2 separate regions of the Homo sapiens genome follow, and region 1 is linked to region 2. A link is a loop called in an ENCODE intact Hi-C map of the cell type or tissue named here. Cell type or tissue: gastrocnemius medialis. All regions are shown on one strand. Links, peaks and the distances in the headings refer to the core of each region. The heading gives the core; the rest is flanking DNA. Region 1 overlaps SPAG9 (sperm associated antigen 9). Region 2 overlaps SPAG9 (sperm associated antigen 9).

Region 1 (10,076 bases), core at 1,277-9,276, 71 kb before region 2:
AACTGGCAATCAATAAATTTAACATAAAATAATGCAAGCAATGTCACTCCACTCCAAAGTCATAACAATTAACAAACGAAACCTTTTGAGAACAGTGTAATCTGTACTATAATTATACCAATAGATACAAATTTTTTTAGCTTAGTATCTCCAAAGGTATATATTTTTAATTCCATATAGTTTTTAATTTCTATAGGGTCCTAAGTTATAAGGAAGGTATACCAAAACTAATTCATAGGAGCCAGAACCTTGCACTGAAAGGAACTTCAGAGATCATCTAGGGCAGGGGTTGGCAAACTCTTTCTATAAAGGGCCAGACAGTAAATATTTTAGGCTTCAGATTTCAGTTGCCTACTCAACTCTGCTGTTGGTAGGCAAAGGCAACCACAGACAATAAGTAAATGGTGGTGTCTGTGTTCCAATAAAACTTTATTTACACACGCACACAAGGGGTCAGCTGGATTTGGCCCATAAGCGGCAGTTTGCCAGATTCCTGAACTAGGGTCCAGCTCCTTCATTTTACACACAAAGAAATTAAGGTCCAAAAAGGTTAAGACACTTGGCAAAGGTCAGCAGGCAAATAGTCTAAGAGCCAAATGCAATATTCTTTTCAGACCATGTATTCTTCTAGAACACAAACTTTAAAATGATTATATTTACCATAGGGCTAAAACATAATATACTCTGAGAAAACTTAGAAAAATCAAGTGTTATAATTTCTTATTTAATTAAAGTCAACAGAATATAATGAAATTTATGTAAGCCAGGGGATAACTAGGCATCAATCCATACACACACACATACACATACACACACACACACACATACACACACACACATCACCATGTTCTTATGTGTAGTTATCTGTTTTGAAATATAGCAGGAGTTCAATAAATTGTGTTGTATGAATTCAAAACATGAATTTAAATGCAATTCAGTTTTAAGCATACCCATATGCAAAGGTGCTTTCATTTAAAACTTTCATGATCACAAAGAATATGTTCCCAATAATTACCTAAAAGGGCAATAACCCTGTATCACTGAGCAGTTGGGGACATTTTAAAGGACTTTTCAATTAAATCATTTAAAAAATCAATTTTAAAAACAGTATGATATTTCTTCAGATGAGCTATCATACCTAGTAAATCTGCTCCTTCATCCACATCTCCTATTAGGCCTGAGCCAGCTGAAGACAGTTCTTCAAAGAGAGATTCTGTATTGCGATCAAAAGCTTTGTTCTCTATGCCTTTGGTGGGAGTGCTATGCAACAAGAACAACAAAACCAAATCAACAAATGACAAAGACTTTTTTGACGCTGTAAAATGAATACAATAGGCTAAGCTACATAGGACTTTCTTACCTATAATTTACGTTTACTAGAAAATATAACTTAAAAAGATTTCTCAAAGGCTTCCTAAGAAATTCTCACTAAGCTCCATGGAAATAGCTGGTGAAGAAATTATAGAATGTTTTTGTTGTGTGATCCCAGCAAACACAAGCAATAATGGCAGCTCCTCTGCTCTATACCAGGTGCTGGTCTCAGTGCTTCCCATAGATTACCTATGTCACAAGAAGGCAATTATGTATGTAAAAGCTGGTTAGAGTAGCATTTCTCACAGTGGCAAAAACTGAAATGACCTAAATGACTGTTAACAGGGGACAGATGAGGTAAGTTATACACATACAAAATTAAAATTTTTACCTTTAAGGTTAAAAACATAAATAGAGCTTTATAAACTAAAGAAACCCATGATACAAAGGTTTTTTTTTTTAATCAAGTTGCAAAACAGTGTATATACTATATGCCCTATTTTGCAGGGGTGTATAGGGGAATGGGGAAGTGTATATGTTTGTGCCTGAATACTATTATTAATAGAAAAAACTCTGTAGACCATTTCCAGCTAAATATGGTGGAGAGAACATAGTCATTTATCACCTAATAACTCAGAAGCTCAACTAAAATGAAAGTTAAGAAATTAAAAAGGTATACACCCAAAAGGACAAAGAGAATAGAAAAAGAAACTATAGCAGATGAAATGTGAACAAAATTCTGTAAGATGGAAAACAGATGGGCAAACAGTAGAAAGTGATTCAATAGACCAGAGAAAGCTGAAACCTAAGCCACTGGGGTTTAGGGAGGAGGTCAATATGCTGCCAGAACCCCTGAAAGGCCTAGGACTTGAAGGTACCAGCAACCACAGGGAGGGCATGCAGGGAGGAACATGAAACAGAAGGACAGGATTAAAAAAACTGTACAAAAGGCGGTACAGGACCTAGACACAATCCTCCAGAACAGTGAGACCTCCCTTCTCTTGGCACAGCTCCCTAATAATGGAAGCCAAGTTTAAATGTTATAGGCAGGAAAGTGGAGAATCAGCATTATTTACTTAAGTATGAATAAAACAGCCACAGAGTACCAGATGTCTAAAGAAGGCCTCTATTATAAAAGAAAGGGCCCAAAACAAAGAGGATGTGACAGAGACACTAAGAGCAAAAAAAGACAATGCAGGCAGCAGCAACAACAAAAAAACAAAGCACTTAATTTTCTTCAGAATAAATGTTGCATTCGTAAAATAGCAAGATGGTATAAAAAGTACCAACCAATAAAAAGAATTTGGAAAAAAAAAAAGAATGAGGGTTTAAAAAAAAATCTGCCAGCAATTAGTATAAAATAAAAGAGATAGGAAAGAGGGGAGAAAATAAATTATGACAGTCACTCCAGGATGTTCAATGCATACCTAAGAGGTGTTCCAGAACGAGAGCAGAAGAAACAACAATAAGAAGAAAGAGATAAAATTTCCCAGGACTGGAAGATAGGAATGTTCAGATGAAAAGACTTACTTCATATAAGAAGATACAAAAAAGACACCTACACCAAGCACAGTATCATTAATTTTTAAAAAATCAAGAAAGTGACAATCTTAAAAGATTTCAGAAAGTATATAAAAATGAGCAAGAACTCAAATAACAACACCCTGAACTCAGCATGAAAATGAAGTAATGTCTTTGCAATTCTGATGGAAAAAAAATCTCCCAACCCATATAGTTCTTTATCTAGCCAAACTATCAAGTATGTCTTCTTAGGAAATTTGTAACATTCAAGTTCATAGTGCTCAAAAAAAAAAAATTTACTTGTCATGCACCCTTTGCCAGGAAACCTAGTAAGGATATGTTCCGTCAAAACAAAGGCATAAATCAAGAAGCAGGATGATGTGGCATCCAGGAAACAAAAGATACAACAGAGGAGAAAGGTGAAAAGAATTCCAGGGATGATAGTGAGGGCATATTCCAGAACCAGAACAAATATGACAGCAGTCTCAATTGGAGAATGGGAATAGGAGGCTGCAGGAGAGTAAGCCCTAGGAAACAGGCAGGTTTTGTGTTTGGTCATATTGGGGACTTTTACATTTATGAATTGCATAGTGTCTGCCAGTGATTTAGTAACAGGTCCACAGAAACATAAGGAAAAGAAACAAAATAACCCAAGGCTTTATTAATTTCAGAAGAACAAAAAGTTGTAAAAGAAATGAAATGGGCCGTAGCAGTGGCTCACGCCTGTAATCCCAGCACTGGGAGGCCAAGGCGGGTGGATCATGAGGTCGGGAGTTTGAGACCAGCCTGACCAACATGGTGAAACCCCGTCTCTACTAAAAATACAAAAATTAGCCAGGCATGGTGGCTCACGCCTGTAATCCCAATTAGGATGCTGAGGCAGGAGAATTGCTTGAACCTGAGAGGCAGAGGTTGCAGTGAGCCGAGATCACACCACTGCACTCCAGCCTGGGCGACAAAGCGAGACTCCGTCTCGGAGGAGGGAAAAAAATAAAAAAATAAATGAAATGTAATTATACTGTATTCTGTGGCTAAGTAGAATTACAGATTAATTTTATATAGTCATACTGATATAAATAATGAATTTAACTAACAGAATTTGAAATATATAATATTAGGAGGATGAAAGGATGGTGGTTTAGGCATTATATCCTCATCTACTACAGAAAGCCAACAGCTAGCATCACAGCCTTTTTCAACCAGGGTTCCGTATTTGATCTACAAAATACAGAAAAGGATTTAAGTGAGTATTTTTTCCATTCTCCCAAGGTAAGTACATACCTAGAATCCTATTCTAGACGCACAGGAGCATAGCTAATTCATTATATACAAGAGATGCCTTAGGGCATTAGGACTACATTTTCTCACAGAATCTCAGCTGAAAAAGGGAGGGATGAAGGAGGGGCAGGACGAACATGTTATTTTAGATACCTGAAGACAAACAGCATAAGAGAGAGCTAAGAAGTGATAGAGTTGTGCACCCTTTACCCAGAAAGCTAGTAAGGATATGCTCTGTCAAAACAAAGGCATAAATCAAGAAGCAGGGTGATGTAGGATCCAGGAAGAAGAGTGGCGACAGAATGAGAACCTGTCTGAGAGAGAGAGAGAGAGAGAGAGAGAGAGAGACAGAGGGTTCTGGATTTGAATCCCAAGTCCACCTCTTGCTAGCTTGGTAATCTGGGACAAGCTACTTTGAACAAGTTCTAAGTCTCTTTATTTATAAAATAAGGATAAAAAGATCTACCTCATAAGGTTGTAATTAGGATCAAATTATATAAAATCATGATGAAAACAATATTACTTAACATTTATTGAATGGGGCATTTTGCAATGATTTATCATATATTGATTCATTTAATCCTCACAACCATCTGAGGTATTAACACAAAGCTGTTTTATAAATGAGAAAACATACCTAAGATTCAAATCCAAGACAGGATTTGAACCCATGCAGTCTTACTCTAGGGTCTATGCTTTTAACCGCTACAGAGTACTGACTGCACAATGCTTAACAGAGATCAATAAATGGCTTGTATTTTTATAGTCATTAATTAATTAAAGGATCAACTTTATGGAAGAAATGAAAAGAAAGGCAGTAGCTCCTGTCTGACATTCTTGAGCATCAATGTATTTTGGATAATCCTGATTAAGATGATATCTAATCTCCCAGCACTTTGGGAGGCTGAGGCAGGCGGATCACTGGTGCTCAGGAGTTCAAAGTTCAAGACCAGTCTGGCCAACATGGTAAAACCCCATCTCTACTAAAAATACAAAAAGTAGCCCAGTGTGTGCCTGCAGTCCCAGCTACTTGGGAGGCTGAGGTGAGAGAATCGCTTGAACCCGGGGGAGGGGGTGGGGGTGGGAGTGGGGTGAAGGTTGCAGTGAGCTGAGATAGCACCACTGCATCCAGCCTAGGCGACAGAGCAAGACTGCATCTCAAAAAAAAAAAGATGAGATCTAACTATTTTCTTCCTACCACTAAACAGCCTTCCCATGTAAAATGATACCAAAATGAGACTAATTTCTTCCAATAATGAGATTACACTTCTCAAGATGGAAGTACATTCTCTCTTCCTGATCTGGTGGAAGGTACAAAAGTTTGTTCAAACTTTTTTGTTTTGTTTTTTAAATCACATTTATTTAGCATATGTACACATAAAAAAGAAATCACCTTCTGAACCCACCCAGCAGCAGGAAACATGCACAAACTCCAGGTAAGTGCTAGGGGGAGGGGCCCTGGACCCAAGTTAGTGTCCGGGACAATGCAATCTTGTGAGTAACAAGCCCCAGTCAGGAGGGGGCTGGACTGAAGTGTCCGGCAGGCTGGAGTACCCGGCTGCTGGCCCTAAAATAAGCATGCTCCATAGCCAACGGTGTGTTTCATGCCCTCAAAGTAGCACCGCTGCCAGCCCTGCCATGTCCACTCTGTTACTTCCTTCACTCCCGCTTCTTGGTTTTTTCAAGTTACAGAAAGTATGGGATATGTCTTGGCTGTCTTTTTTCCCCTATCTGCTATAGTTTGAATGTGTCCCCTATAAAATTCAGCTGTTGCCAATGTGATAGTATTAAGATGGGGCCTTCAAGAGGTGATTAGGCCATAAGGGCTTCTCCCTTATAAACAGGATTGGGGTCCTTATAGAATAATGAGGCTTTATCCAGTGTTCAGGGCTCACTTGTCCTTCTTCTATGTGAAGACACAGAGTTCCTCCCCTCCAGAGGATGCAGCAACAAGGCACCAACTTGAAAGCAAAGAGCAGCCCTCACCAGACACCTGACCCTGCCAGCACCTTGATCTTGGCCTTCCTAGCCTCCAGAACTGTGAGAAAATTAATTTCTGTTCTTTATAAATTGGCCAGGTGCAGTGGCTCATGCCTGTAATCTCAGCACTTTGGGAGGCCGAGGCAGGCTGATCACCTCAGGAGTTTGACACCAGCCTGGCCAACATGGCAAAACCCCGTCTCTACTAAAAATACAAAAAAAAATTAGCTAGGCATGGTGGTGGGTGCCTGTAATCCCAGCTACTCGGGAAGCTGAGGCAGGAGAATCACCTGACCCTGGGAGGCAGAGGTTGCAGTGAGCTGAGATTGCACCACTGCACTCCAGCCTGGGCTACAGAGCGAGACTCCATCTCAAAAAAATAAACAAGGCTGGGCGCAGTGGCTCACGACTGTAATCCCAGGACTTTGGGAGGCCGAGGCGGGTGGATCACCTGAGGTTGGGAGTTCGAGACCAGCCTGACCAACATGGAGAAACCCCGTCTCTACTAAAAATACAAAATAAGCCAGGCGTGGTGGCACATGTCTGTAATCCCAGCAACTAGGGAGGCTGAGGGAGGAGAATTGCTTGAACCTGGGAGGCGGAGGTTGCGGTGAGCCGAGATCGCACCATTGCACTCCAGCCTGGGCAACAAGAGCGAAACTCTGTCTCAAAAAAATAAACAAATAAATAAATATATAAATTACCCACTCTGGTATTTTGCTATAGCAGTACAAAATAGACTAAGACACCATCCTTCCTGCTCATACACCTAATTTGTGATCCTGCAAAGATAACATTTAACAAAAAATTTAAACCATGTACAGTGTCCAGTTTCAAGAATAGGAATTAGAATATAATACTAACATTTCTTCAACAAAACATCTGAATCCATTTTGTCCAGAGACTGGAGAACAGTGTTTATGGGAGTTGGGGGTGGGGGGCGCAGAATATGTCTTCATCTAACATTTATGTTACCTTGAACCTTTATATCCACTGAGATCTTTGTCCATATCCAGCTCAGGAGTAGATTCGATGATTGCTTGAACTTCTGACTTTTCTTCATTTTCAGCAGAGCCTTAAAAAAGGACATGATGAAATAAACAATACATATATTACACAGTACCCCAATATAAAAATCCTGTTGTTTTTATGGGTGTAAAGGTATCATTTGAACATTTTTTTAAAATGTGCAAGACTGGATTTTAGGAAATACAGCATTATACAATATATCACATATTCAGTTAACAGATTGTATCAAAAACTAATAAGCAACCAAAGAAAGTTTTCCCTTGTGTTTCGTGGAACACACAGTACAATGTATCCAAGGCCCTGCTTTCATTCTTATTTAAAAGATGGAATTTAAAGGAACTAAAGACAAAGACTAAACTAAGATAGGGGACAGAAAAGAACTGTCCTCCCGTCTTTTGGGTTCTGTGACCTCCTGGCCCCCAACTCCTGGCCCCAATAGTTTCTCTCCAAGACTATTTAAACATTACCTCTTTTAAGCTTATTTACAATTGAATACAATTAAGTGCAGTCTTATCTCAGTATCCATGGGGGATTGGTTCCAGAACCCACCACAATACCAAAATCCATGGATGCTCAGGTCCCTTATATAAAATGGCATTGTATTTGCATACAACTTATCAATATCCTCCCATATACTTTAAATCATCTCTAGATTACTTATAATACCTAATACAATGTAAATGCTATGTAAATAATTGTCATACTGTACTGTTTAGGGGATAATAAGAAAAAAGTATGTACATGTTTAGTGCAGGCACAGCTATCATTTTTTTTTCAAATATTTTCAATCTACAGATGCAGAACCACAGATATAGAGGGCCAACTATATCTGCCTATTTTATAAATACAAAGCAGGCAACACCCACAAAGACATATTTTCTCATACCCACATTATCCAGGTTTACTGAATACTTTCCTAGTAAGTAAAGAACTAGGGTCACTCACCAGTAGATACATTTCTAGTTTCCTGGGCTACCTGTACTTCAATGTGTTTGCTTATCTCTGATTTATTTGGCGCATCTGTAACCTTCACAAATCCTTCGTTTTCTTCCTTTAAGGGAGTATCAGTAGGAATTGTTGCCACATCTGAATTAGCTGTTGATGCTGGAGTGGTAGCTTTAGATCCGCCTTGGCTAACATCAGAAAGCTCATCCTACAAATAAAAATAATTTAAAATAAAATTTTAAATGACGAATTTACTCTAAACCACATTAAATGGGTTGAGAAATAAATCTACCAAAGAAAGTTCTATTTTTTTTTCCAAAATAAAGGCAATAAAGAGCCACTGATTACCGGTAAGTACTCTCTTTAGACCCTCTGCAAATAATCGGGAAATATTTAAGTAAACTGTATTTTTTCAAATGATATTTTTCTAAACAGAAAATTTGAAAATAAAAGAATTATTAGCAATAAAACTATACATTAATGTCAATATCATTCTTAATGGCAATTGCAATATTGTACAGTCACTTGGTAATAAAGACCTACTTTAGAACATTTAGAACACATACTCTGTAATAGCTGATCTAAAACAGAAGTAGAATAACCAAATTCTTAACCTCGGGTATCTTTGTAAAGTGTGGTATTAAAATATCCTGCATCTAAATCATTTGAAGTGCTTGAAGTGCTTGTTAAAACGCCGTGGCTCACACCTGTAATCCCAACACTTTGGGAGGCCGAGGCAGGCGGATCACGAGGTCAGGAGTTCGAGACCAGCCTGGCCAACATGGTGAAACCCCGTCTCTACTAAAAATACAAAAAGTAGCCAGGCATGGTGGCAGGCACCTATGATCCCAGCTACTTGGGAGGCTGAGGCAGGAGAATTGCTTGAACCTGGGAGGCGGAGGTTGCAGTGAGCTGAGATCACGCCACTGCACTCCCACCTCAGCAACGGAGCTAGACTCCATCTCAAAAAAAAAAAAAAAAAAAAGCGGGGAGAGGGGGCAGATTCCAGCCACGCACATGCCTGTAATCCCAGCTGAGGCGGGAGGATCCCTTGAGCCCAACAAGACCCTGTCTCTTTGAAAAAAGAGAAAAGAGTAGGGAGTAGGGAGGAGTAGACAGAGTCTAAGTCCAACTCCAGACTTAATGCACCAAACTTTGGGCAGTGAGAATAGGTCATCTATATTTTAACAAGCAATCCAGGTGAGTTACATACTCATTGAAATTTGATCACTATTATAGGATCTACAGATAGGTTTCAAGAGGTATATGCAAATTGAAATTGTATGCAAAAATTTGTGTACAATGTATTTCTCTGGGAAAAGAATCATAGCTTTTATCAGATATTCAAAGGGGTTTGCAGCTCCAAAATAATTATAAACAATTGTCCAGTGGCTATCAAAAATGAAGCAGTTCTTTTGGAGCACCCAGGTTTTAAGAAAAGAGAAACTGACAAAAAGTTTACAGCCACCACCACTAATAATAATAATAATAATAATAATAATAACAATAGGCCGGGTGCAGTGGCTCACGCCTGTAATCCCAACACTTTTGGAGGCCGAGGCAGGCGGATCACCTGAGGTCGGGAGTTCAAGACCAGCCTGACAAACATGGAGAAACCCTGTCTCTACTAAAAATACAAAAAATTAGCCGGGCATGGTGGCGCATGCCTGCAATTCCAGCTACTCGGGAGGCTGAGGCAGGAGAAACACTTGAACCCGGGAGGCAGAGGTTGCAGTGAGCTGAGATCGCATCCAGTCTGGGCAACAAGAGTGAAACTCCATCTCAAAATAATAATAATAATAATAATAATAATAATAAATCAGGGTTAGGGTAAATTAAGTGAATTTATCATTCACTAAATGTATGACCTTGGGTAAGTAATGTATTCTTTCTAAACCTTTGTTTTATCATCTGTAAAATATAGATAACAGTATCTACTTCTTAAGATTCTTATTAAGTTATTCTACATTATGGCTTAGCAATGTGTTTCACACATACTAAGAATTTAAAAT
Region 2 (9,874 bases), core at 1,875-9,874:
ACGGGGTTTCACCATGTTGGCCGGGCCAGTCTCGAACTCCTGACCTCAAGTGATCCACCCACCTCGGCCTCCCAAAGTGCTGGAATTACAAGCGTGAGCCACCACACACAGCCTCTTTATTTTATTTATTTATTTATTTATTTATTTATTTATTTATTTAAGATGTAGGTCTCACTATGTTGTCAGGCTGGTCTACAACTGCTGAACTGCTGGCCTCAGACTCCTGGGCTCAAGCAACCCTCCTGCCTCAGCCTCCAGAGTAGCTGGAACTACATGTGTGAGCCACCATGTTTAACTTTCCTGATCTTTGAAGCCTGAAAACTACAAACCCTATAACATTGGTTCTTAATCATTAGGGGGTCCAAAGACCAATTTGGAAATTTGATCCATCTATGAACCATATTTCCCCAGAAAAAACGCCCCCGCCCATGTCAAATGCCACCTATTTTTCTCAGAGGGCTTAGAGACACTGTAGTTCCTTCCACAAACCCCAAGTTTAGCACCTCTTCGCTATACTTTTCTATGAAAACATTTCATATTTGTGGGACTTCTGGGGAAATCAAGTCACTGTTTATTTTTCAGAATATTCAAGATGACCATATATAGGAAAAGTAAAGGTTACAGTAAATATAGGAAAAGAGGCAAACTAATAAATCATTCATTCATTCAAGAAACATCTACTGACTACTTACTATGTACCAGGCACAGGGAACATGACTATGAGTATCCAACTAGCCCTGCCTTCCAAGTGTTCATTGGCTAGAACTGAATGCAAGCAGATGATGTAAGGTTACGTTAAATAGAAAAGCAGAAACTATGAAGTCTGAGTAAGTTATTTCAACATTTTGCCTTGATATATAAGCAAAGACTAAGAATTAATAGGAAAATGTAATTATTTTTTGGCCTGCTTTGAAAATGATGCTCCCTTGGCTAACTTAACTACTATATCTGGGAAAGTAACCAAAAAAAAAATTTTTTTTTTGGAGATGGAGTCTTGCTCTGTCACCCAGGCTGGAGTGCAGTGGTGCCATCTCAGCTAACTGCAACCTCCATCTCCTGGCTTCAAGCAATACTCCTGCCTCCAAGCAATACTCCTGCCTCAGCCTCTGCGTAGCTGGGACTACAGGCATGGGCTACCACGCCCAGCTAATTTTTTTGTATTTTTAGTAGAGACGGGGTTTCACCATGTTGGCCAGGATGGTCTCGAACTCCTGACCTCAAGCGATCTGCCTGTCTTGGCCTCCCAAAGTGCTGGGATTACAGGTGTGAGTCACTGCACCCAGTCCAGAAATTCTTATATTAGGCACCTCTTGTGTTACGGATAAAATGCTGTTTTAAAGAACATACAGCATTATGTTTACCAAGTAACACTTAAGATGCTGTGCTATCAAACTGCTAACAAAAAATTTTACCACTATTTTGCTTTTTATTTATTTATTTTTTTTGAGATGGAGTCTGGCTCTGTTGCCCAGGCTGGAGTGCAGTGGCATGATCTTGGCTCACTGCAGCCTCCACCTCCCAGGTTCAAGCAATTCTCGTGTCTCAGCCTCCCGAGTAGCTAGGATTACAGGCATGAGCCACCATGCCTGGCTAATTTTGGTATTTTTAATAGAGATGTGGTTTCACCTTGTTGGCAAGGCTGGTCTCCAACTCCTGACCTCAGGTGAACCCAGCACTTTGGGAGGCCGAGCTGGGATTACAGGCGTAAGCCACCGCACCCAGCCCAGAAATTCTTATCTTAGGCACCTTTTGTGCTATGGATAAAATACTATTTTAAAAAACATATAGCATTATGAAGATGCTGTGCTACTAAACTGCTACCAAAAATTTTTACCACTATTTTGCTTATTTACAACTCCTTTCTGCCTAATAGGAGACACCTAATAAGGGACACACAGTTTCACATCTGCTTTGTTGCTTAGCGACCAAGTTCAGCTTCAGAAGATGGATACCACAGAATACGACAATTCCAAAAAGACCTACCTTTGTGGAATGATTCAAGCTTCAGAATTTTTCACGTTTTATTATGACTACTGAGGCTTTTTATCTATATCACTTTAAATAAATATGGCAGAGAGAAAAGAGATTTTTTTTTAAGTGATGTGACAGGTCTTGGATTGGCAAGGCTATTATCTCCAAAGAGAAATCTCGTTTCTTTAGTTTCCTTTCACAGGAAAGTACGAGCAATAATAAAAATATTTCAAAGCAAATACATACTTTGAGTCATTTCCTTCAAACAAATTAAAACAGATAAACTTAGAGATTACAAAATGGAATGTTGTCTTTCACAAACGTGTGCACATTTTCTCCTTTCTTGTTCTAAGTAGATCTTAAACTTCTTGGAATCATAAACTCTTTTGAGTATATTGTGAAAACAGATCTTATACCCAGAAAGATAAATAGGTGAAACTCAAAGCTATATACATTTATCAGTGCATCTTCAAGTTCTAAAAGAAATCAAGGAGGATTTTTCCCCATTTATAAACACTATTGAGGTTGATTTTGTAAAAATAATTTTTTATCCTCTTGGAAATCATTTTTTTTTTTTTTTTTTTTTTTTTGAGACAGAGAGTCTCACTCTGTCGCCCAGGCTGGAGTGCAGTGGTGCAATCTCAGCTCACTGCAACCTCCACCTCTTGGGTTCAAGCAGTTCTCGTGCTTCAGCCTCTGGAGTAGCTGAATCACCATAGCTGAATCAGGCATGCATCACCATACTCAGCTAATTTTTGTATTTTTGGTAGAGACAGGGTTTCAGTATGTTGGCTGGGCTGGTCTCAAACTCCTGACCTCAGGTGATCTGCCTGCGTCGGCCTCCCAAAGCGCTGGGATTACAGGTGTGAGCCACCACACCCGGCTGAAAATCCCAATTTTAAATGTGTATTAAGTCTTGGTTTGGAAACGTACAGCTGCCATCCTCATTTAAAATGCTAATCACAGCCATGTGCAGTGGCTCATTCCTGTAATCCTAGCACTTTGGGAGGCCGAGGTGGGCAGACTGCCAGAGCTTAGGAATCTGAGACCAGCCTGAGCAACATGGTGAGACCCCATCTCTACTGAAAACACGATAAAAAAAAAAAAAATTAGCCAGGCATGGTGGCATGCACCTGTAGTCATAGCTACTCGGGAGGCTGAGGCACAAGAATCGCTTGAACCCAGGAGGTGGAGGCTGTAATGAGCCGACATCCCACCACTTCACTCCTGCCTGGGCAATGGAGCAAGACTCTGTCTCCAAAAATTACAGGCTCATGCCTATAATCCCAGCACTTTGGGAGGCCAAGGTGGGTGGTCAGGAGTTCAAGACCAGCCTAGCCAAGATGGTGAAACTCAGTCTCTACTAAAAACACAAAAGTTAGCTGGGCGTGGTGGCAGGTGTGTGTAATCCCAGCTACTTGGGAGGCTGAGGTAGGAAAATTGCTTGAACCCAGGCGGCAGAAGTTGTAGTGAGCTGAGATGGTGCCACTGCACTCCAGCCTGGGTGACAGAGTGAGACTCCGTCTCAAAAAATAAATAAAATAATAAAATAAAAAATAAAATGCTAATCACTAATATGCAACAAAAATAAAAGTTCCTCAGTTCTGATAAGACATCCCTAATAGCTTACACAGGGCACTGAAAGCTGAGTAGGATAAATGTAATACTAACTTTCAAAGAATAATCAAGAATCAAGAAAAAGTAACAAGTGACTGGAAGTTTCTAAATTGCTATCCAAGAAAAATATCCATCAAATAGTCTAGTTTTGGGCCACTGTTTTGAGAAATATCCCTGACAATATAGGTAACCTCATAAACAGAAGTTGCTGTAGGGTAGAATAGCTCAGAAAGCAGAACACTCATAATTACAAAAATACTTCAGAAATGGCATAGCTCTATATAGCAATTAGCAATCATGTGAAAGTGGGAAACATTGATATAAGAATTTATGAATGAGAAAACAGGAATAGAAACAGAGACGGTGTCATGAAATTCAAACAGATGCCAAAATACAGCTCTTGGCAGAAAAAGGTTTGGATTCGTGGTCCTAGTAAGAGTCCTCTTTTTTCCTGGATGAAGGCTGGAGGTATAGCATAAGGGAAGTAATGAGAATAGTTTCTTTGTCTCTATACCTAACCTTTTCATACTATCAACAAAATACTTGGGCAATGAGTGGCATGGGTTACACTAAAAAGAAAGTTCTCAGGGCTTTCTGCTTCCCTTCTACATTCAGAGATCTTAGTTGGGCTGGTAGCACATGAGTTCTGCTGAACCTCATTACTAGGTTTGTATAGTACAAGCATGGCTGACCTTCTTTATTGTTTAATTTAATTTTTAATTTTCATTTACTTATTTTTTAGAGATGAGGTGTTGTTCTGTCATCCAGGCTGGAAGTGAAGTGGTACAATCATGGCTCACTGCAGCCTCGACTTCCTGGGCTCAAGCGATCCTCCCACCTCAGCCTTCTGAGTAGCTGGGACTACAGGCATGTGCCACTATACCCAGCTAAATTTTTTTTATTTCTTATTTTTAGTAGAGACAAGGTCTCACCATGTTGCCCAGCCTGGTCTCGAATTCCTGAGCTCAAGCGATCCTCCTGCCTCAGCCTCCCAAAGTGCTGGGATTATAGGCATGAGCGACCATGCCTGGCCCTGACCCTCTTTTTAAAGTCTTCTTGATTTACTTCAAAGAAACATGTCTGCCTTCTACTTCTATAATTTCCACTTAACACACTAACTGAGATAACAAAAATAGGAAACATCCCAGTCCGTCACTCTGTAGTCAAAGAAAAACTTGTCATAGTTAAGAGACTAGGAAAAAGCTGTTGTAATAGTTAAGCCACACACCTATTCACAATGCCTATTCTCCAAATGCTAGGCAGTTAGGCAGCATGATGATATTTACTACAAACTAGGTAATGTCATTCATAGGACTTATTCTTAGATAAAATAACATGTTAAATATAAAACTAAAACTCTTTGCCCACCCATCCAATAGGAGTACTCACTGTATGAGAGCCATCAAAGACGTATCATAAACATTTACAGTGTAACACGCTAAGTGCTATAATGAAAGCAGAGAGGAAGAAGTGACTAAATCTGCTTTAAAAAAGGGAAGTCAAGGCTGGACACAGTGGCTCACACCTGTAATCTCAGTACTTTGGGAGGCCAAGGTGGGCAGATCACGAGATCAGGAGATCGAGACCAACCTGGCTAACACGGTGAAACCTCGTCTCTACTAAAAATACAAAAAAAATTAGGCGGACTTGGTGGCGGGCGCCTGTAGTCCCAGCTACTCAGGAGGCTGAGGTAGGAGAATGGCATGAACTTGGTCGGCAGAGCTTGCAGTGAGCCGAGATCGTGCCACTGCACTCCAGCCTGGGCAACACAGTGAGACTCCGTCTCAAAAAAAAAAATGGGAGGTGGGCACAGTTGCTCACGCCTGTAATCCCAGCACTTTGGGAGGCCGAGGCAGGTGGGTCATGTGGTCAAGAGATGGAGACCACTCTGGCCAACATGGTGCAACCCCGCATCTACTAAAAATACTAAAATTAGCCAGGCGAGGTGGCACCCGCCTGTAGTCCCAGCTACTCGGAAGGCTGAGGCAGGAGAATCACTTGAACCTGGTAGGCAGGGGTTGCGGTGAGCGAGATTGCGCCACTGCACTCCAGCTTGAGCAACAGAGGGAGATTCTGTCTCAAAAACAAAACAAAACAAAACACACACACACAAAAAAAAAACAGAAGTTGGGCCAGGCACGGTGGCTCATGCCTGTAATCCTAGCACTTTGGGAGGCCGAGGCAGGTGGACCACCTGAGGTCAGGAGTTCGAGACCAGCCTAGCCAACATGGTAAAGCCCTGTCTCTACTAAAAATACAAAAATTAGCTGAGCCTGGTGGTGGGCACCTGTAATCCCAGCTACTTGGAAGGCTGAGGCAGGAGAATCACTTGAACCCAAGAGGTAGAGGTTGCACTGAGGTGAGACTGTGCCATTGCACTCCAGCCTGGGCAACAAGAGTGAAACTCTGTCTCAAAAAAACAAAAAAACAAACAAACAAAAAAGAAGTCGACAGGTGCACCGAAATCTCGGAAATCACCACTAAAGAACTTATCCATGTAACCAAAAACTACCTGTTCCCCAAAAAATATTGAAATAAAATTATATATATATAATTATAATATATATGTGTATATCTACTTATTATATGTATATATATACACTTTATTTTATATATATATATATATATATATATATATATATATATATATATACACATACACACACACACTTTCTTTTTTTTGATATGGAGTCTCGCTCTGTGACCCAGGCTGGAGTGCAGTGGCATGATCTTGGCTCCCTGCAACCTCTGCCTACCAGATTCAAGCAATTCTCCCTGCCTCAGCCTCACGAGTGGCTGGGATTACAGGCACCCACCACCATGCCCAGCTAATTTTTTGTATTTTTAGTAGAGACAAGGTTTCACCATGTTGGCCAGGCTGGTCTCGAACTCCTGACCTCAGGTGATCCACCTGCCTTAGCCTCCCAAAGTGCTGGATTACAGGCGTGAGCCACCGTGCCCGGCCATATATACTATTTTTTTAAAAAAGAGAGAAGTCATTTTAGCTTACTCTAAAAGGAATGGTTTGCCTAAAACCTTTACTGAGATAAAGACATTCCAGGCAGAGGTCACAGCACATGCAAACGTCTAAAGATCATGGCATGCCCAGGTAACTACAATTCACCATTAAATTTTGAGTCGATGTAAAGGTAAACTATAAACTAAAGAATAAGTTGAGAATCTCTCTGATTCACAAAGCGAGTAAAAAAGACAAGTAAGATTCCACTTGGCCAGGTGCGGTGGCTCAAGCCTGTAATCCCAGCATTTTTGGGAGGCCGAGGCAAGCAGATCATGAGGTCAGGAATTCAAGACCAGCCTGGCCAACATGGCAAAACCCCATCTCTACTAAAAATACAAAAATTAGCCAGGTGTGGTGGCAGATGCCTGTAATCCCAGGTACTGGGGAGGCTGAGACAGGAGAATTGCTTGAACCTGGGAGGCAGAGGTTGCAGTGAGCCGAGTCCAGCCTGGGCAACAGAGCAAGACTCCATCTCAAAAAAAAAGATTACATTCATCCATCTTTTCAAAACACAACTTGAGCCCCTATTGTTTTAAATATTCCAAGGTACTGGGAAATGTAGTAAGTTACAAGAGAGCCCTATGTTCTATTGATTGAAATTTAACAGAAGATGAAAGGTCTTAATCATGGGTAATTACATTTTATAAAAAAGATCGATTTACAAAAGATCTTGCATAATTCAACAGTCACCTAATTGAGGTTAAGGCTGATAAGAGATGGCTGATATTTCTGTTACTGCCTAGGTAATACCAACATAGGATAACAGCACAACATTGGTTTACAGCTCAGTCAGGCTTTCATATAACATGATTTCTGAAGACTTTCTGAAATGAGAAGGTAACATTTCAAACTCTGAATATGAAATGAAACTTTTAAAAATCACATAGTTCAAGTCTGCATATAATGTAACCACACTGAAATTACATATGTGAACAAGAAAAAGCACAGGCCAGGCACGGTGGCTCATGCTTGTATAATCCCAGCACTTTGGGAGGCCAAGGAGGGCTCATCACTCAAGCTCAGGAGTTCGACACCAGCCTGGGCAATATGACTCTGTCTCCACGAAACCCTGTCTCCACGAAAAATATGAAAATTAGCCTGGTGTAGTGGTGTGCATCTGTAGTCCCAGCTACTCAAAGGCTGAGGTGGGAGGGGATCACCAAGCCCAGGAGGCAGAGGTTGCAGTGAGCTGAGAGTGAGCCACTGCACTCCAGCCTGAGCGACGGATCAAGACCCTGTATACAAAAAAAAAAAAAAAAAAGGAAATGAATGCTCATAAAAAGTCTAGGATAGTCATTAATGATTTAATGTGACTTAATTGCTTGCCAGTGGCATGACTTTATAAGTTGGTCACCCTCTACTACGCTTGGCAAACCTTAGAATAACCACGATAGGGTTAGGCCAACAGCAAAATCGTGGCAGGAGAAGCGCAGCAGTTTTTTTTGTTTGTTTTTCTGTTTTTTTGTTGTTGTTGTTGTTGTTTGCATATTATAAAACCACATTAGCCCTGGAAATTCCAGAGAGTCCCCTCAGCACAAGCATTTGTCAGATCACTCAGGTATGTTGGTATGAAACGCACATACTCCTCCCCTTTTCTGTTTTTCTCACACACATACCCACTTTTTTTTAAGGACTAGGGGGATTAAGGGCCTGTGAATGAGCTTTTTCAGCAGGTATAATAACACATCTTCACTAAATACCCCTCTTCCCTTTCAATAACTAATAGGCCAGCAACAACATTAAAGTGACTTCAGACAACTCTCCTGGGAGCAACTAGACACCGTTAAAAAAAAAAAAATCAGTGGACAATACAGACTTATGTCAGGATCTAAAAAGAGTAAGCTTTGTGATGAAGCAAAATGCTTTTAAGTCCAGATGGCTTATAGGGACTGTTTCGCCCCACTGTTCTGGGGAAAAACAAATGAATACTTTGAAAAGACAAGCTCCCAAAGTTAAAAAAAAAAAAAAAAAAAATTCCCTAAAGGTTGTTGCTTGTTGGAGTAAAGATGCAGAAGAAAAAAGAAAGAAAAGAAAAAGAATAGCCATTTAAATACTTTGACTATAGTACTTGTCTAAAAAATAGTATCAAATAAAGGGCTGGCTTATTAAGTGTCCATCAAGATATTATATTAATTAGTTAAATGTAATTGTTTTTAAATGTAATTTCTTTTAAGAAATAAGACAGGATTGAAGACCATATTAAATAACACTCAAGGGATATAATCCCTTCCAAGTCCAAAATGTGGAAAATTTTTTAACACAAATGATTTGGTTTCTTCTACAATAAATGTCAAGTGGGGAAAAAAAGAAAAAAAGAACCATTATATAAAGAGGAACTTGAGACATATTGAACCAAGTATAAATGTATAGACTCTCTTGTTTAGATACTGATTGAAAACAACCAACTACAAAACTACATTTAAGAGACAATTAGGGAAATATGAACACTTATTAAGTATTAAATATTATTAAAGAGTAATTGTTTATAAGTTTTAGATGTGTTAATGGTGTTGTGGTTATATTTGTTAAACAGCCCTATCTCCTAAAGATACAATGATATAGTCTTTGGTCTGCCTTAATATTATGGTGAAAAATTGGTTTGGCCAGGCACAGTGGCTCACGCCTGTAATCTCAGTGCTTTGGGAGGCAAAGGTGGGAAGATCACTTGAGGCCGAGAGTTTGAGAACAGCCTGGGGAACATAGAGAGACCCTTGTCTCTACAAAAAAAAAAAAAAAAGAAAAAAAGAAAAAGAAAAATTTAGCTGGACGTGGTGGCAGACACCTGTAGTTCTAGCTACTCAGGAAGCTAAACTGGGAGGATTGCTTTAGCCCAGGAGTTCTAAGCTGCAGTGAGCTATGATCACACCACTGCACGCCTGCCTGGGCTACAGAGCAAGCAAATGTCTCTTAAAAAATTTTTTTTTCTAAAGAAAAAATATTGGCATTTTGTTGGTAACTGCTGAAGTTGAATGATGGGTATATGGGAGTTCAAATATATTCTACTATTCTCGGTAATCATCAATGTTTAGATATTTCTGTAAAAAAAAAAAAAAAAAAAAGTTGGCCAGGCATAGTGGCTCATGCTTGTAATCCCAGCACTTTGGGAGGCTGAGGTGGACAGATTGCTTGAGCTCAGGAGTTCGAGACAAGCCTAGGCAAAATAGCAAAACCCTCTTTTTAAAAAAAACAAAAAAATGAAAATAAATTATTGGAATAAAAGTATCAGTGGTGTTTAATATGAAAAAAGTTTGTCCTGCCATTAAAAAG

What was found. Hi-C counts contacts between places; a loop is a spot of excess contacts. Peaks named below come from ENCODE experiments on the same cell type or tissue, not always from the same donor. Only the 100,000 strongest peaks of a DNase experiment are listed, where the experiment ranks them.
Region 1: a loop joins it to region 2, with 2.6 times the contacts of the local background. A loop is called at or near these places in 1 of 110 quality-filtered maps.

What each region holds. Positions count from the first base shown.
Region 1 is chr17:51,013,094-51,023,169 of GRCh38, forward strand. SPAG9 (sperm associated antigen 9) reads right to left here. Exons shown (of 30, transcript NM_001130528.3): 7 at 8,065-8,272; 8 at 7,066-7,165; 9 at 1,139-1,260. Among named protein-coding and RNA genes, the nearest start is that of SPAG9, 100 kb to the right of the region's middle. In gastrocnemius medialis, for the core only: no CTCF peak of the experiment used is centred there; no DNase peak of the experiment used is centred there; H3K27ac peaks cover 231 bases.
Region 2 is chr17:51,083,424-51,093,297 of GRCh38, forward strand. All of the region lies in intron 1 of SPAG9 (sperm associated antigen 9), which reads right to left. Among named protein-coding and RNA genes, the nearest start is that of SPAG9, 33 kb to the right of the region's middle. In gastrocnemius medialis, for the core only: no CTCF peak of the experiment used is centred there; a DNase peak (open chromatin) is centred at 5,642; H3K27ac peaks cover 2,234 bases.